Regions from separate parts of the Homo sapiens genome. Here region 2 is linked to region 1. A link is an interaction called in ENCODE POLR2A ChIA-PET data of the cell type or tissue named here. Cell type or tissue: CD4-positive, alpha-beta T cell. All regions are shown on one strand. Links, peaks and the distances in the headings refer to the core of each region. The heading gives the core; the rest is flanking DNA. Region 1 overlaps CNOT6L (CCR4-NOT transcription complex subunit 6 like). Region 2 has its middle 9.5 kb from the start of MRPL1.

Region 1 (9,316 bases), core at 585-8,584:
TTAGCAGTATAATATATACAGTAGTTTCTTGGTATAGAGAGGATTGGCTCCATGACCCTTGTGTATGCCTAAATCCATGCATACATACTCAGGTCCTGCCATGTATATGAAAAATTGGCCCTCTATATACATGGGTTTCTCATCTCACAAGTGCTATATTTTCCATCTGTGTTTGGTTAAAAAAAATCTCCACGAGTGAACCTGTGCAGTTCAAACCCATGTTGTTCAAGGCTAAGTGGTAGTACTGTTACCTGTTTCTGGTCAATATATACTTACATAACCACAAAAACATAACTAAAATAGGTTCATACTGTGTATACTTTTTTAAAAATTTGCTTTTTTTTCATTTGAAAACATCTTTTTTCATTAATAAATACACCTCATGCTTTAAAAAATTGTAGGATGAAAGTTGAGATATGTATTACATAACACAAACATTCACCATTTTAAAGTGTATATTTTAGTGGTTTTAGTACATTCAGTATGTTGCCAACCACCACTACAAGCAAATTCCAGAACATTTCCATCACCCACAAAAGAAACCTCATATTTTATGTCAGTTAGTTCCAGTTACCCCATCCATTGACAATTTCTGGTCTACTTTCTGTCTCTATGGATTTGCTTCTTCTAGTCATTTAATATAAGTAGAATCATATAATATGTGACTGTGTCTGCTTTTTTCACTTAGCATAATATTTTCAAGATTCATGTTGTAGCATATAACAGTATTTCATTCCTTTTTTTTTTTTTTTGAGATGGGGTCTTGCTGCATCACCCAGGCTGGAGTGCAGTGGCACGATACCGGTTCACCACAGCCTCCGCCTCCCAGGTTCAAGCAGTTCTCCTGCCTAAGCCTCCTGAGTAGCTGGGATTACAGGAGCCCACCACCACGCCTGGCTCATTTTTTGTATTTTTAGTAGAGACGGTGTTTCACCATGTTGGCCAGGCTGGTCTCAAACTCCTGACTTCAGGTGATCTGCCCACCTTGGCCTCCCAAAGTGCTGGGATTACAGGCATGAACCACTGTGCCCGGCCAATATTTCATTCCTTTTTATGAGTGAACAATATATTATTATACATACTTGGTTATTATAAATAATTCATGTATATGGTTTTGTGAAGACGTATGTTTTCATTTCTCTTGGGTGTATACCTAAGAGTGGAATTGCTGGGTCATACGTATTTCTGTGTTTTAACTTTTTGAGGAATTGACAAACTTTTCCACAGTAGCAGCGCTGTTTTACATTTCCACACCTCACGCTTTTTTCTTTTTTTTTTGAGACGGAATTTCGCTCTTGTTGACAGGCTGGAGTGCAATAGCATGATCTCGGCTCACTGCAGCCTTGGCCTCCCGGGTTCAAGCGATTCTCCTGCCTCAGCCTCCCGAGTAGCTGGGATTACTGGCATGTGCCACCACACCCGGCTAATTTTGTATTTTTGGTGGAGATGGGGTTTCTCCATGTTGGTCAGGCTGGTCTTGAACTGCCGTTCTCAGGTTATCTACCTGCCTCGGCCTCTCAAAGTGATGGGATTATAGGCATGAGCAACCGCACCTGCCCTACCTCCTGCTTTTTAATGGCTTCATTGTAATCCATTTTATTGATGTCCTGTCATTCAGTCCCCTGTTGATTGACAATTTATTTCTGTATTTTTGATGATTATCAACACTAATGCAGTGAAAAAACTTGTATAAACACCTTTTGCACACTTTTTTAAAGTATAAATTTTTAGGAAAGGAATTGCTGGATCAAAGTAATTACACATTTAATATTTGATACATCTTGTCAGATTGCCCTTTAGAAATGTTTTATAAAATTTTACTCCCAACAATTGTGTGATGTATGCTTATTTTCTCAAACTCATATTCACATAATTAATTTTTGTCATTTTAATAACAAAAAGTCATACATATTTTAAATTTTGGAATTTGTTAATTATAGTGGAGATAATTTTTTTTTTCACATTTTTTTTGGCCACTGCATTCTTTTGTGATTTGCCTGATCATGACCTTTACCCTAAATTTTTCTATTGGGTGTCTCTGTTTTTCTTATTACTTTGTTAATAGCTGTTTACATTTTAGAAACATTACCTTATTGCTCATTATCAATATTGCAGAGACTTTGTTCCAGTTTCTTGTTTGTTTTTTGACTTTGTTTATGACTTTGCTCTTTGCCTTATAGACATTAAATTTTTAAAATACTGTTTATCATTCCTTATAAAAGGTCTTTGCCTTGCTTAGAATAAGTTTTCTGCACCCCAAGATTATAAAATATTTTCTCCGCATTTTCTTCTGGGAATGTCTAAAATTTGGCATGATTTAGTAGAAGCTTGGTTTTTGTAGTTGGTCTTAACTATGTTCAGATTCCCGTCTAGCCACTTACTAGCTGTGAGGTGTTAGATGTCTGCACAACTTCTCTGTATCTCACCTTCCTCATCTGTAAAATGATAGTTGATAATTAGGGTCTATGCTTTTGGTTAAGTTAAATGCAATAATTCAAATTCTCTAGCATACCATCTGGCCACATACTGGGTGTTCAGTGCATGTTTTCTTTTCTCTCTCACCCATAAACTCCATCTTCTATCAGTCTAGTTAAAATCTGGTCCAGAAGATAAGGGAGGGGAAAGTTTCAAGAAATAATGTTGCCCTTAGTTTTCAAAGTCAGAGAAGCCATGTGGGATGAGTACTGTCTGAAAAGGAGATTGAAAATTCATTTAGTAATTAGGAAGTAATTTATGTTTAATGAAAACATTTTTTAGTAGCATGATAAGAGGCATATTTTAATACAAAGAAGACTAAAACCTATATAACATACCTAAAGGATATGTGCATATGCAACATGTATCCATCATGATTTGTAATATTTGGGAGAAATAGTTGTAACTCTACTCTTCTTATTGTTGGAATACTGGTAAGAGGATAGAGAATCAATGCTGACATACAGTATATTTATATTGTATGTATAAGGTGTACATAAATTTAGGTAATTTTTACTATTAATAGTTACAAATTACTGTATTTGTAACACACCTCACAATCATCAACCTGTATTAGAACTACTGCTCCATTGGAATCTTCTTAGTAGCATTATAATGGACTTTAATGGAATTTACACATATTCTTCACTAAATTAAAATTATGTATAAACTGTTATATTTCTTTTGGGGAAAGCAACTTTAAATACATTTTAGAAAGAAATGGGAAATAAATGTTTACAACATGGTAGTCATTGTTTACATTTTTCTCATCTTGTTTCCTGGACTATGAGGATTTTAGGACAGGGGGACATAGTTTTTGCTATATTGCCCAGGCTGGAATACAGTGGCTATTCACAGATGTGACCATAGTTTGCTATAGCCTCGGGCTCCTGACTTCAAGCAGTCCTCCTGCCTCAGCTTCTGAGTAGCTGGGACTACAGGCACATGCAAGGTGCATGGCTTATAATGGGTTTTTGATAAATATTTATAAAATGTTTCATTCTCCCCCCCCCCCAATTTTTATCTTCTGGTAAAATAACTTCAAAATAAAGGTTTTAAAATTTGTTAAGAAAAATAAATATTCCTCAAGTGGAGTAATAATAGACATGGATTCTGTGCAATTTGTTTTCAGAAAATTATATCAAACTGTATTCCTTGACTCTTAGTAACTGTCTAAAAATTTTTTTTGGTATGTTACATGTATACTGTCATTATTTTGTCAGCTTCAAAACAAGAAGGAAATTATTCTGTATTGGTTAGCTCAGGAGGAAGGTAATGAGTTTTAAGTAACAAAACAGGAAATTAGCTCCTCTGTGACCTTTGATGAGTTTGTGAAGCTGGCGTTGTGAGTGCAGGATTGAAATTGTGAAGAGCATTATATTTAGTTTGCTTTGTTGCTTTTGCAGAGTATCTATTTGCCAGGAAAACCTAGGAATTGAAGTTAAAGACTCTGCTACCTTTGTGGGAAATGAACAATACTCTTCCTTCTGCTGGCAAAATCTGGGTGTCTACTTTTCAGTGGCTGGTTTTTGCTTTCACGTAGGGTCAGAGTATCCTTTTCCTGGAACCAAGCTTGACTCAAAGCCATTGTAAGTTCTCTTGTTCTTTATCCTTCTAATCAACTATTTTAGGAGCAATTTTAAAGTTGACACCCTTTCCCTTCTAACCTTTCTGCTCAATACAAAGCACCACCTTCTTGGCAGTCATTTATATGAGTAGAGTGGATACTTTTGTAGGCATTTTATTCATGCCAAAAAGTTAAGGGTTAGCTCTTTGTTTAATGCTAGTTGTTTTGGATCAGTGTGAGTCAGCATTGGCCTTAACTTTCTTTTACATCCTTTTGTAATTAAGATGTTGGTACCTTGGAACCCTCTCCTGGATGGAGCTTTTCTTTATACTTTATCAAGTTTTATTTCAGACAGTTGGGCTACTAAGATTTTTCTGTTTTACTCTACTGTTTTTAATGGAGACTTGTAGATTTCAGATATGGCTTATACACATTCTAAACCCTGCTTCTCAGAATAGTCATACTAGTTTTAACACCTCTTTACACAACTTTTATGTTTATCTAACATTAAAATATTGTATAATTTGGTTCAGTTCAAAAGTATGGGATGGCTGTTACAGCTATTCAGACTTTCATATTGTTCAAAACTTTGTATACAAGACTTTATTTTTTTTAATTTTTTTTTTAAGAGACAGGGTCTTGCTTTGTCGCTCACAGGCTGGAGTGCAGTGGTGTAATTATAAGCTCATTGACCTCCTGGGCTCAAGTAATCCTCCTATCTAAGCCTCCCAAGAAGCTGGTGCTCACTCACAGTCACATGCTACTGTGCCTGGCTACTTTAAAAAAAAAAATTTTTTTTGGTAGAGTTAGGGTCTCACTATGTTGCCCAGGCTGGCCTTGAACGCCTGGGCTCAAGCAGTCCTCCCACCTTGGCCTCCGAAAGTGCTGGGATTATAGGTGTGAGCCATAATACCTGGCCTTTGTGTAAGACTTAATTTAAAATATTTTCCTGAAGAAATAGAAAAGCTAAAGTAATTAGCTTTATGAAAAGGATTCATTAGTTCAGTTTTTGATACTATCAAGTTCAGTTTTCTGGTAATTAAAACCAATTTCTTGAATTAGTTTTTTTTTTTGATGGAGTATAACATGCTTAGTTTTATGTACAGGTGATTGTTTATATAAACAGATATTAAATTTGTGAAAAAATACTCAATTCTTGGATTTGCCATGTACTACCAGAGAGGCAGAGCCCGAAATTGGAAGGTAGGAAAAGGAAAAAGATGAAGGATTTCATATGAAGTGTTAGAATGTTACTTCAGTTTTTTTCCACATTAAAACATGGACTAAATCTACTTTTTCTAGAGGATTTGTTACTTTGAATGAAAGAGCTCTCATACACTTGGCTTATAATAGATGATATGTGATCCTTTTACAGGTACCCTTGCAACTTCTTAGTTTGGGTCTGAACATGTTCCTTTTTTTTTTTTTTTTTTTGAGATGGAGTTTCACTCCCCTCACCTAGGCTGGAGTGCAATGGCACAATCTCAGCTCACTGCAACCTCTGCCTCCTGAGTTCAGGCAATTCTCCTGTCTCACCTCCTGAATAGCTGGGATTACAGGCGCCCACCACCACGCCCAGCTAATTTTTGTATTTTTAGTAGAAACGGGGTTTCACCATGTTGGCCAGGCTAGTCTCGAACTCTTGACCTCAGGTGATCCACCTGCCTCGGTCTCCGAAAGTGCTGGGATTACAGGCGTGAACCACCACACCCATCCTGAACATATTACTTTTGACCTTGTTTATACTAGCCTAGGCTGGAGTGCAGTGGCATTAGCGTGGTTCACTGCAGCCTCAACCTCCTGGGCTCAAGTGATCTTCCTGAGCAGTTGGGACTACAGGTGCGTGCCACCATTCCCAGCAAAGTTTGTTTTTTGTAGAAACAGGGACTTGATGTGTTGCCCAGGCTGGTCTTGAACTACTGGCCTGAAACAATCCTCTCACCTTGGCCTCCGAAAGTGTTGGGATTACAGTCATGAGCCACTGTGCCTGGCCTGTTCAACAGTTTCCAGTTTTGGGCTGTTATAAATAAAGCTCTAAGAACATTTGAGTTCAGTTTAATCTTTGGGTGAACAAATGTTTTCATTTATCTTGGGTAAATATCTAGGAGTGGAATGTCTGGGTCATATGGTAGCTGCATATTTAACTTTTTTTCTTTTTTTGAGATAGGGTCTTGCTCCTTCACTCAGGCTGGAATGCAGTTGTGTGATCATGGCACACTCTAGCCTTGACCTCCCAGGCTCAAGCAATCCTACCTCGGCTGCCTTAGTAGCTGGGATCACAGGTGCACACCACCATGCCTGGCTATTTTTTTTTTTTAATTGAAATGGGGTCTAACTATGTTGCCCAGGCTCATGTTGAACTCCTGGCTCAAGCAATCCTCCCACCTCGGCCTCCCAAAGTGTTGCAATTATACGTGTGAGCCACCGTGCCTGGCCTGTTTACCTTTTTAAGAAACCTTCAAACTTTCTCCCAAAGTTGTAGCATTTTGCATTCTCATCTTTAGTGTATGAAAGTTCCGGTTGTTTTCTTGGCTCGGTTTTTTAAAAACTTAGCCATTCTAATAGGCCAAAGTATAGAGTAGAATCTCATTGTGGTTTAATTTTCACTTCTCTAATGACTAAAGCATCTTATGTACTTTTTTACCATCAATATATCTTCTTTGGTGAAGTGTCTATTAAAATGTTTTGCCCATTAGAAATTTTTTTTATTACTGAATTTTGACAGTTCTTTATGTTGGATATACATTCTTTATCATATACATGATTTGTAAATATTTTTTCCCAGTGTGTGGGTTATTTTCTTTTTTTAAAAAAATTATTTATTTGTTTTAGAGACAAGATCTCAATCTGTTGTCAAGGCAGGAGTGCAATGGTACGATCATAGCTCACTGCAGCCTCTGGGCTCAAGCAGTCCTCCTGCCTCAGCCTCCTGAGTAACTAGGACTATAGGCTCCTGGCTGATTTTGTATTACTTTGTAAAGACGGGGTCTTGCTATATTTGCCCAGGCTGGTCTTGAACTCCTGGTCTCAAGTGCTTCTCCTTCCTTGGCCTCCCAAAATGTTGGGATTACAGACAGGAGCCACCATGCCTAGCCTATTTTCCTAATAATGTTTTTCAAGGAGCAAAAGTTCTTGAAAGTCTAATTTATCAATTTTTTGTTTTATGGATCATGCTTTTGTTTTGGTGTTGAAGATATCCTTGCGAAACTCATAGTCACCAAGGTTTTCTCCTGTGTTTTCTTCTAGATATTTTATAATTTTGGCTCTTAAATTTAGGCCTGTGATCCATGTTGAACATAGAGTAGTCCCACCCTTATTTGTGGAGGATATATATTCCAAGACCCTCAGTGGATGCCTAAAACTGCAGTTACCACATGAATTTCTGTTTCCTTCTTCACAATGTCATAGGTGGAAGATTAATTCTTACCATTGATTTTGGCAACCTCACTATACGATTTTTTTCTTCCCTTATTAAATTGAGAATTTTCACCATTTCACTTAAAAAGGAAGCCCCTTATGGTTTCTTTTTGGCATACCTGAATTTCCAGCATCACTACTCTTGTGCTTTGGGGCCATTATTAAGTAAAATAAGGGTTTCTTAAACACACTGTGAGACTGACAGTCTGATAACTGAGATAGATACTGATTGACTAATAGGCAGGTATACTAAACAGTGTGAATATGCTGGACAAAGGGATGAATCATGTCCAAGCAGGACTGAAAGAGACAGCAGGAGATTTCATCACACTACTCAGACTGGCACACAATTTAAAACTTGTGAATTGTTTATTTCTGGAATTTTCCATTTAATATCTTTTGACCCTGTTGGCTACAGGTTACAAACTGCAGTGAAACTGTAGATAAGGGACAGAGATGGGGGGCTACTGTGTTTTTGTTTTTTTTTTATATAGTATGAGGTAAAGTTTGAGGTTCGTTTGTTTAAAATATGGTAATCTAATTGCTCTACCACTATTAGTTAGAGATTATCCTCCCCAGTGAATATCCTTGGCAGTTTTTTTTTTTTTTTTTTTTTTTTGAGACAAGGTCTTCCTCTGTCAGGCTGGAGTGCAGTGGCACCATCACGGCTCACTGCAGCGGCACCATCATGGCTCACTGCAGCCTGGACCTCCCAGGCTCAAGTGATCCTCTCATCCCAGCCTCCCAAGTAGTTAAGACCACAGGGACACCACCATGCCCAGCTAATTTTTTTGTATTTCTCTGTTAGACATGGGGTTTTGCCATGTTGTCCAGGCTGGTCTCGAACTCCTGAGGTCAGGCAGTCTGCCTTCCTTGCCCTCCCAAAGTGGTGGGATTACAGGCATGAGCCACCACACCTGGCGTCCTTGGCAGTTTTGTTGAAAATTAATTGACCATGTATGTTTGTGTTTGTTTCTAGACTCTGTTCTCTTGATGTTAATCTTTGTCAGTACCTTATTGCCATGATTACTGAAGCTTTGTAATAACTCTTGAAATTACGTAGTTCTGTTAGTCTGTTCTCACACTGCTGTAAAAAATACCTGAGACTGGGTAATTTATGAAGAAAAGAAGTTTAATTGACTCCTGGTTCGCAGGCAAGAAGCATGACTGGGAGGCCTCAGGAAACGTAGAATCATGGCAGAAGGTGAAGGGGAAGCAAGCATGTCTTAGCATGGCAGAGCAGGAGAGAGAGTGTAGGGGGAAGTGCCACACATCCCCTTCAAGCAACAATCTCTAATGAGAACTCACTATCACAAGAAAAAGCAAGGGAGAAGTCCTCCCCCATGATTCAATCACTTCCCACCAAGCACCTCCCCCAACACATAGGGATTGCAATTTGAGATGATATTTGAGTGGGGACCCAGAGCCAGACCATATCAATAGTGTAAATCCTCCAATTTTATTTTTCTTTTTCAAAGTTGTTTCAGCGTTAGCTTTTCTAGGCCCTTGGAATTTCCATATATATTTTAGAATAAGCATGTTAATTTCTATAAAAAAAAAATGTCATGAGGGGAACAGGGCTGAACAACTACCTATTAGATATTATGCTTACTACCTGGGTGATGCCATCATTCATACCCTAAACCCCAGCATCATGCAATATACCCATGTAACAAGCCTGCATGTGTACTCCCTGAATCTAAAATAAAAGCTGAAATTATTAAAGATAAAAGGAAAGAAAAAAGATCACTTTCAATGAATAAAAAAAAACCACCTTAGGTATTTCACTGGGATTGTGTTAAATTTGTAGATCATTTGGGGAAGAATAACATCTTAATATTGATTCTTCTGACCCAT
Region 2 (9,316 bases), core at 686-8,685, 53 kb before region 1:
ATTCATCCTAGAGCCATAATTAAACTTTAATGTGAATTCAAATCACCTGGAAATCTTATTAAAATGTAGATTCTGATTTGGTAGGCCTAGGATGGGGCTTGAGATTCTGATTTCTTTTTTTTCTTTTTTTGAGACGAAGTCTCTCTCTTGTCCCCCAGGCTGGAGTGCAGTGGCGTGATCTTGGCTCACTGTAACCTCCACCTCCCGGGTTCAAGTGATTCTCCTGCCTCAGCCGCCCAAGGAGCTGGGATTACAGGCGCCTGCCACTACGCCCGGCTAATTTTTGTATTGTTAGTAGAGATGGGGTTTCACAATGTTGGCCAGGCTGGTCTCGAACTCCTGACCTCAGGCAATCCACCCGCCTCGGCCTCCCAAAGTGCTGGGATTACAGGCATGAGCCACCACGCCCGGCCTCTGATTTCTAACAGGCTCCTAACAGTGATGTTGATGCTGCTGGTTCGCAGACCACCCTTTGAGTAGCAAGGTCCTAGAGCATATTTGAGAGCAAAACTCACATACCTATCATTAATCCCAAACCAGAACCTTTTAAATAGGCTCCTTCTAATACAGGGAATAGAATAAGTTTAAGTAGATTCACAAATTTCTGGGAGTAAACTCCATTGCCTCCATCTTTCAGCGTCTTTCAATAGAGATACTAAAAATACCATTAGCTTCCTGCCCCACCCACATCTGCTTCTGGTAGAAACTGCCTCCTCTCACATAAATAAAATTCCCCAGCCCAGGATATTTGGATCAGTGGAAGCCATCTGACCCAAGGAAAGCCCACCCATACATGGCCAGTGACCTGCCTTGAAAAGAAAAACTAGATCAATTATTCCTCTCACAAAACCAAAGTTGGGAAAATGAAAGACTGAAACACTCAGGTGGGAAAATTCAAGCTCCAGGGTCATAGAATAAATTCCATGCTAGAACGGCCTTGAAAGGCAATCTGAAACTATTAGGGAACAGAAATGACGAGTGAGTGAAGTTACAGGAAGCCAGTGAGTTGCAATAATATAAGGGAATAAGGATGGCAAGAAAAGCAGAGATACCGCAAGAAAGAAAGAAATCAAGCAGCCTATGAGAGAAAGATAGCAAATGCTGCCTCAGTTCCTGTTAAAGTTTCCAACAAGCCTGCTGTATCTCTATCCCTTTCCCTGCATTCTTGTGAGATCCCTATCTACCATATATATGTCTACAATATCCCTGTTTTCTTGAGCTAGCACCAGTGAATTTCTATATCTTCTTTAAAAAAAACTAATTAAAACTGTGGGACTCTAGTTATTCTGATTTTAATGCTGTATTGGCAGCTCTATTCCAGAATTAGTGGCAAAACCTTAATCATGGAATCTCAGAGTTTGAAAAGCTTTTGGAAGTCTTCATCTACCTACCTCCCTATAATTCTCTGTTTAAATTTCTGGTGATACAGTCTGGAATATTCTGTAAGGTAGTTCATTCCATTTGGGGGCAACTCTAATTGTTAAAAAGTTGTTATATGTATTGAAAGCTTAAATAGTCCTTGTAACCTGGACTAAATGAACCATTCACGTCAATTCCATTTCCACATGGCAACTTTTCTGGTGTTTGAGAATAGCTATCATGTCTCCCTTTAAGTCTTCTCCTCACTTGGCTGAATATGTCCCTATTTTTAACCACTCACAGTTCCTCCCTTTCATGGTGTGGTGATGAGAACCTCTCATCTTACTAGGAGATTTATGAAGGATATACTCTAGATGCCTATGTCTCTCTTAAAATGTAATCCCACAGCTGAACAAAACACTCCAGAGGAGAAAAGAACACTGGGTTCTGGAAAAATTAATGCAACCTAAAATTGTATTAACTTCTTTGGCAGTTCTAATGGCTTCACTTACTACTTTGTAATTCCCTTGCTTGTCCTCAATATTTTATGACAAAAAGTGTACCACGAATATCCTACATTTTGAACTAAACCAAAAGCTAAGGTTCTTTTTGATGAACTTTTTGCTTTAAGATTTCTAAATTCTAAAAAACAGCACTGTCCAATATAAATATAATGCAAGCCACACATGTACTTTTTAATTTTCTAGTAGCTATATTAAAATGGAACAAGTAAAATTAATTATAGTAATTTAACTCAGTATGTTTAACTATAATTGATATAAAAATTATTAAAATATTTTACATTCTTTTTTATATTAAGTATTTAAATTTGATGTGTATTCTACACTTGGAGCACATCAAAGTTAGGACTAACTACATTTCAAAAGCTCAGTAGCCACATATGGCTACCACATTGGACAGCACAATTTTAGAATAATAATAGCTAATGCTTATTGAACACTTACTGTGTGCCAGGGCTTTATTATTTTAACTATTTAAATCTTCACATCAAACCTATGAGATAGGTACTATAATTATTCACAGTTTACAGATGAAAGAACAGAGTCAGGCCTGGTGCAGTGGCTCAGGCCTGTAATCCCAGCACTTTGGGAGGCTGAGACGGGTGGATCACCTGAGGTTGGGAGTTCGAGACCAGCCTGGCCAACATGGAGAAACCCCATCTCTACTTAAAATACAAAATTAGCCAGGCGTGGTGGTGCATGCCTGTAATCCCAGCTACTTGGGAGGCTGAGGCAGGAGAATTGCTTGAACCCGGGAGGCGGAGGTTGCAGTGAGCCAAGATCGTGCCATTGTACTCCAGCCTGGGCAACAAGAGTGAAACTCTGTCTCAAAAAAAATAATAATAAAATAAAGAAAGAAAGAACAGAGTCATGGAGAAGTTAAGTAACTTACCCAGTTAGTAAGTAGTTGGTTGGGATCTGAACCCAGGATGCCTGCCTACAGAGTCTGGGATCTTAACAGCTATTTTACATGTATCACACACATATTGCATGCTGGACACGGTGCTAGTAACTTTGTGTATGGTATTGTGCTTAATCCCCATTTCATGGATGAAAAATCTGAGGCCCTAAGAAATTAGTGACCTGCCAAAGTCCACAAGCTAGTGTTAGATTCTGACACCAAAGCCAATGCATCTGACCACCACACCCTCTTCCTGCTTCACTGCTACCCAGAAACTCTGGTATTTCCACATATATTCAGCCGTGACTCAATATTTCGGTGCTGATGTATTAAATTAGAGAATGGCCAGATAACATCAGAGTGTATAGGAGAAAGTAAGTAACATGTAAGTACATTACACTATTTTTTGATCGTCAAAGCCACGCATATAAATCACAAGTGCCAACAAAACACTAGAGTTATTTTTTTTTATTTCTAATGCATGAGGAGGTAAAACTTGTTTGAAACATTTATCTAAAATATGGATAGACATATTTTTAAAACTTTGTAGACCTGAGAAAAGTAACAATACTGACAAAGCAATTCTCACGAGGACATCTTATTTTTGTAGAGAGTGTGCGTAACTCACAAGAGGAGGCAGTAAGCAATTGAAAGGATATGACACTCTTCCTCCCTTATGTACTGTGTGGCTTTATTGTTTTGTTCACTTCGAAGTGAACTTGACATTTTGTTTTTACTCTCCTTTCAGGTCCTGTCTTTCTTTTAGATTAGGTCAAACTGAGCCTGAGTTCCTTGCCAAGTTCCAGCCTCAGGGTTTTTTTCTCTATCTCTAGGTATCTCTTTTCTACTGCTTCAGGAAATGAGCCCAGGGTTTTCAGAGAAACTTGGGAATTATTTCTTAGTCATTTTTATCTGGACAATATTGAGTTCAAATACTCCAATATTCGCCTGTGCACAGTAGCACTGCATCTTGCCTAAACTATTTTATTCCATCTACTGATGTTTCTGTTGTTCCTTCCAGGTTAGCATTTTTCTTCTTCTTGTAGTTATTAAGTGGTAGATGTAGGGTAGTAGTGGTCTTGGAGGAAATAAGGTAAGGTAGGATGGGAGGGGAATGGAGAGAAAAGAGACTCAGAGTAGAGGGGCCTTTAATAATCAGGAGGCCAGAGGTTCTGGTCAGGCTTTCTTGGCATGGTCAACCCCAGCAAGTTATGTGCCTCAGTTTCTCTATCTGAAAATAGGGGTGACAGTATTTTTATGGCACACAATTCTCCATTGCTGTTCCCCAGCTTCAATGACATCTTGACAATTTATTCTAAACAACTGTGGATAATTGTTAAGGGTTAATATTTAATAGAAAATAAAAGCTGCTTTTCTGGCTCCTCTGGGAGAAATGAAAGAGCTCTAGGCCTTAGCAAACAAACAAACAAAAACAAAACAAAACAAAACAGATCAAAGAACTACACAGGGGTCCAAGGTGAGGAAGAAAAGTAATTAGCATCCTGAGCCATTAGGAAAAATAGATTGTATTTAGAGAATAAAAAACAACAAAAAAAAAGATTTCTCCAAAGGTCAAAGGAAAAAAATATCAACTGGGCATAGGTATATGAGTAAAAGAGTAAATAAAATATCTTTAAACTGTAATAATCTAGGCTCTAAAATATGTGCTGGTAACTTCCTATCTTTTCTTAGTTCGTACCATCATAAATGGTATATGACATGTAATTCTTCATGAAAACACAAGAATGCATCGCTCTTCTGAACCTACCCAGAGGGAAAGCTACAGAAGGCTAGGGAGAGTAAGATGCCCAAGTTCTCAAAGCTCTGCTATAGGAAGAGGCCAGACGCCTTCCGTGGTTTACGGTGAGGGTGGGGAGTTTTGTAGCATTACCACAACTCACCATGTATACTGCACACTGAAAGGATTCAGGAAGTAGCAACTGTATAATAGGAGGGCTTCATTAAATGCAAGCGGTGTGCACCCTGAGATTCACATACAAGCTGGACATACAGAGAATGTCCTGACTTCTTCAGGGGGTCTTTGCGTGGCTCTGAGGAGTGGTTCATCCTAAGGACAGTGAGAATGTTTGAAGGGCACAGGACCAGTATGAAAGGGAAGGCAATTCTGTGAGTGTTCCAATAACACTGTGTCTCCCTTTGTTCCTTGTGGCCTAGGTGCAGTTGTAGCTCCCACGCTTGCCTGTCCACATTTATTTCAATCCCTTATTGGTGCCCTTAACCCTGCCCACACCTCAGTAAATAGTACCCCTTTTAAACTCTCTTCAGTTAAATTATTTGAGTTTACCACCTGTTTCCTGCTCTGTCTCTGGCTATTACAGACACCTAGTCAATATATTGCTAAATCAGATTTTAACTGAAGAGGTGGGATAAACAAAGATAATTACTTACATTGGCCAAAAAAAAAAAAAAAGTTAACACTATGCTAATAATAACAATTTCCAAATTCCAAAGGAAATGCAGGCAAGAAGTCAAACCATTTTCAGCACGTCCTCTTATGGTTAATTTTAGTTCTTAAATCTATGCCGAGGTCTGTGTCTTACAATAAGAATACTACCTTCAACTTACTCACAATGTGCAATGCTACGGCAGTCTTTGCCAAAATCTTTTTCTCTACATAGAAAGAATGGCCTTACCCTATGATTTACACCGCTTCCAACACAGTACATATTCAATATCTAGAGTTGTTCAGTCAAGACGAATGCCTTGGGAACTCCCAACAAGACAGTTCTTTATGTTCATTAGCATTCTCCAAGACCCACAGAACAATCCCAGAGGACCATAGACACTACAGTCTGATACTCTTTAACTTTTCCCTCTAGTGTGAGTTGCAGAAAATGCCTCTTTGTTATTTCAGTTGTCTAGTGGATAACTATTAGATTGTACACACACACACACACACACACACACACACACACACACACACACAATCTCCTAAGGAAAAATATGAATTCTCAGAGACAGTTACTTAACAATACTTTGTTAATACAGTATTGGCCTACAAATATTTTTTAATGGAGCTGATGATTAACCTTAAGATCTAGATTTCTGTCTTATTTTGAAAATAGTCAGATTAAGCCATATTTCTACATAGCTATGATCCACTGGAGCTGAATAGACATTGCAATTTTTAGATGGGCGATCAACTTCCCAGATACACAGTCCTCATCACACTGCATTGCCTCTCTAGGCATTTTACTCATTCACAATATCTGCCTAGACTCTGCAGACACTTGAGTTTGCAGAGTCCCACTCCTTTTTAAATTATGTTCAGTAAGAAATAGATCTACAGTTGAAGAATAAACCTCTTAATAGTTGCTCTATTAGCCAAAAACACCAGGCCAAACCTTTGAAATTACCACTTGTAAGGGTTTGACTAAATTCTTAGGTAAAGATCCATTTGTCAGCTGGGCGCTGTGGCTCACACCTGTAATCCCAGCACTTTGGGAGGCCGAGGCGGGCAGAGCACGAGGTCAGGAGATCGAGACCATCCTGTCTAACATGGTGAAACCCTGTCTCTACTAAAAATATAAAAAATGAGCTGGGCGTGCGGGCGCCTGTAGTCCCAGCTACTCGGGAGGCTGAGGCAGGAGAATGGCGTGAACCTGGGAGGCGGAGCTTGCAGTGAGCCGAGATCGTGCCACTGCACTCCAGCCTGGGCAACGGAGTGAGACTCCGTCTCAAAATAAAAAAAGAAAAAAAGATCCATTTGTCTTTCATATTTTAAGCAATTCATGTAAGTTTTTTTTCCATCTGAACCTTGTATGTTTAATAATTGTTTTTGCTCCTTTTTGTCACTGGTGGTGTGTTTTATGTTCAGATGGTGTCTTTTTCTATTTTATATACATTCATTTGAATACATTAGAAACCCTTAGTCAAACTGGGTTAGGTAAACTAGCTCTCAGTAAATTAGTCTGATCCTACTTAATTCATGATTTTTAATTGAATTAATTAGTGAAAGTTTTCCCATTTGAACCTTGTGGTGTTTTGTCCAGTTTTAGCTTTATATGCTACAGAATATAATATAGTCATAGTTCAGACATTTCTTGTCCCTAGTCTAGAATTCTTGTTTGAAGTCTGTCTACTACCATTCCAACCCATTATTTAAACTTGATTGCCTACATTTGGAAATATAACGGAACACTGTATTTAATTTATTAAATTGATATTGTACTGAAATTGTAATTTTCCAAATGGAATCTCCATTGCCTAAAAAATCTTATTTAGAAAATTCAGAAACTTTTAAGACATTGCTCATTCAGCCAGGTGTGGTGGCTCATGCCTGTAATCCCAGTACTTTGAGAAGCTGAGGCAGGCAGATCACAAGGTCAGGAGTTCAAGACCAGCCTGGCTAATATGGTGAAACTCCATCTCTACTAAAAATACAAAAATTAGCCAGGTTGGTGGCACGCGCCTGCAGTCCCAGCTACTCGGGAGGCTGAGGCAGAAGAATTGCTTGAACTTGGGTGGCGGAGTTTGCAGTGAGCCGAGAGCGTGCCACTGCATTCCAGCCTGAGCGACAGAGCCAGACTCCATCTCAAAAAACAAACAAACAAAAAAGGCAGTACTCACTCAAACTTAGCCATGTTATAGTCACTACTGATTTAAAAATGATAAAGAAAAACATGGTTTTATTGCAATTGTAGTATGCACCCTATTAATCAACTTTGATGTAATCAATTTGTCACAGGCATTTGAACCAGAGCAATCCCAACTCTATATTTATTTATTTATTTAGAGAGGGAGTCTTGCTCCATCTCCCAGGCTGGAGTGCAGTGGAGTGATCTCAGGTCACTGCAACCTCCACCTCCTGGGTTCAAGCAATTCTCCTGCCTCAGCCTCCCCAGTAGCTGGGATTACAGGCACATGCCACCACACCCAGCTGTTTTTGTATTTTCAGTAGAGACGGGGTTTCACCTTGTTGGTCAGGCTGGTCTTGAACTCCTGACCTCAGGTGATCCACCTGCCTCGGCCTCCCAAAGTGTTGGGATTACAGTTGAGAGCCACCGTACCCGGCTATTTACTGAGACAGAGTTTCGCTCTGTCCCCCAGGATGGAGTGCAGTAGCCATCTCGGCTCACTGCAACTTCTGCCTCCCGAGTTCAAGCAAGTTTCCTGCCTCAGCCTCCGGAGTAGCTGGGATTACAGGCATGTGCCACCATGCCTGGCTAATTTTTGTATTTTTAGTAGAGATGGGTTTTCACTATGTTGGTCAAGCTGGTCTTGAACTCCTGACCGCAAGTGATTCACCTGTGTTGGCCTCCCAAAGTGTGGAGATTACAGACGTGAGCCACTGCGCAGGGCCGCAACTCCATCTTTAATAGGGCATGAGTAAAATAAGGCTAAGACCTACTAGGCTGTATTCCCAGTTGGTTAGGCATTCTTCCTTACAGGCTGAGATAGGAGGTCCACGTAAGATACAGGTCATAAAACCCTGCTGATAAAACAGGATGCAGCTGCTGGGCATGATGGCTCATGCCTGTAATCCCAGCACTTTGAGAGGCTGAAGCAGGTGGATCACTTGAGCTCAGGAGATGAGACCAGCCTGCCCAACATGGCAAAACTCTGTCTCTACCAAAAAATACAAAAATTAGCCAGGCGTGGTGGCACGTGCCTCTAATCCCAGCTACTCAGGAGGCTGAGGTGGCAGAATCGCTTGAACCCAGGAAGGGGCGGTTGCGGTGAGCCGAGATCGTGCCATTGCACTCAAGCCTGGGTGACAGGGTGAGACCTTGTCTCAAAAAAAAAAAAAAAAGACCAACCTGACCAACATGGCAAAACCCCGTCCTAATCTCAAAAAAAAAAAAAAAAATTAGCACAGTCTGCTGGTGTGGCCCTGCAGTCCCAGCTTCTTGGGGGGCTGAGGCAGGAGGATTGCTTGAACTCAGGCAGTTGAGGCTGCAGTGAGCCAAGACTGTGCCATTGTACTCCAGCCTGGGTGACAATGAGACCTGGTCTCAAACAAAACAAAACAGGATGCTGTAAAGAAGCTGGGCACGGTGGCTCATGCCTGTAATCCCAGCACTTTGGGAGGCTGGGGGCTGGGGAGGGGGTTGGATCACCTGAGGTCAGGAGTTGGAGACCAGCCTGGCCAGCATGGTGAAACCCTATCTCTACTAAAAATACAAAAAATTAGCCGGGTGTGGGCGTGGTGGTGAGTGCCTGTAATCCCAGCTACTCAGGAGGCTGAGGCAGGAGAATTGCTTGAACCCAGGAGGCAGCGGTTACAGTGAGTGGAGATGGCACCACTGCACTCCAGCCTGGGTGACAGAGTGAGACTCCGTCTCAAAAAAAAAAAAAAGCCAGCCAAAACCCACCAAAACGAAGATGGCAATAAAAGTGACCTATGGTAGTGCTCACTCCTCATTATAAGCAAATTATAATGTATTAGCATGCTAAAAGACACTCCCACCAGTGCCATGACAGTTTACAAATGCTGTGGCAATGTCTGGAAGTTACACTATGTAGTCTATAAAGGGGAAGAAACCTCAGGTCTGGGAAATATCCGCCCCTTTCC

What was found. Peaks named below come from ENCODE experiments on the same cell type or tissue, not always from the same donor. Only the 100,000 strongest peaks of a DNase experiment are listed, where the experiment ranks them.
Region 2: POLR2A ChIA-PET joins it to region 1 with 17 read pairs; 25 of 35 experiments call an interaction of 5 or more read pairs at or near these places.

The regions. Positions count from the first base shown.
Region 1 is chr4:77,795,865-77,805,180 of GRCh38, reverse strand. The region is part of intron 1 of CNOT6L (CCR4-NOT transcription complex subunit 6 like); the gene reads left to right. Among named protein-coding and RNA genes, the nearest start is that of CNOT6L, 19 kb to the left of the region's middle. In CD4-positive, alpha-beta T cell, for the core only: no CTCF peak of the experiment used is centred there; a DNase peak (open chromatin) is centred at 3,780; H3K4me3 peaks cover 769 bases; H3K27ac peaks cover 2,734 bases.
Region 2 is chr4:77,848,687-77,858,002 of GRCh38, reverse strand. No RefSeq gene overlaps it. Among named protein-coding and RNA genes, the nearest start is that of MRPL1, 9.5 kb to the left of the region's middle. In CD4-positive, alpha-beta T cell, for the core only: no CTCF peak of the experiment used is centred there; DNase peaks (open chromatin) are centred at 3,072, 3,442 and 4,632; H3K4me3 peaks cover 2,252 bases; H3K27ac peaks cover 4,191 bases.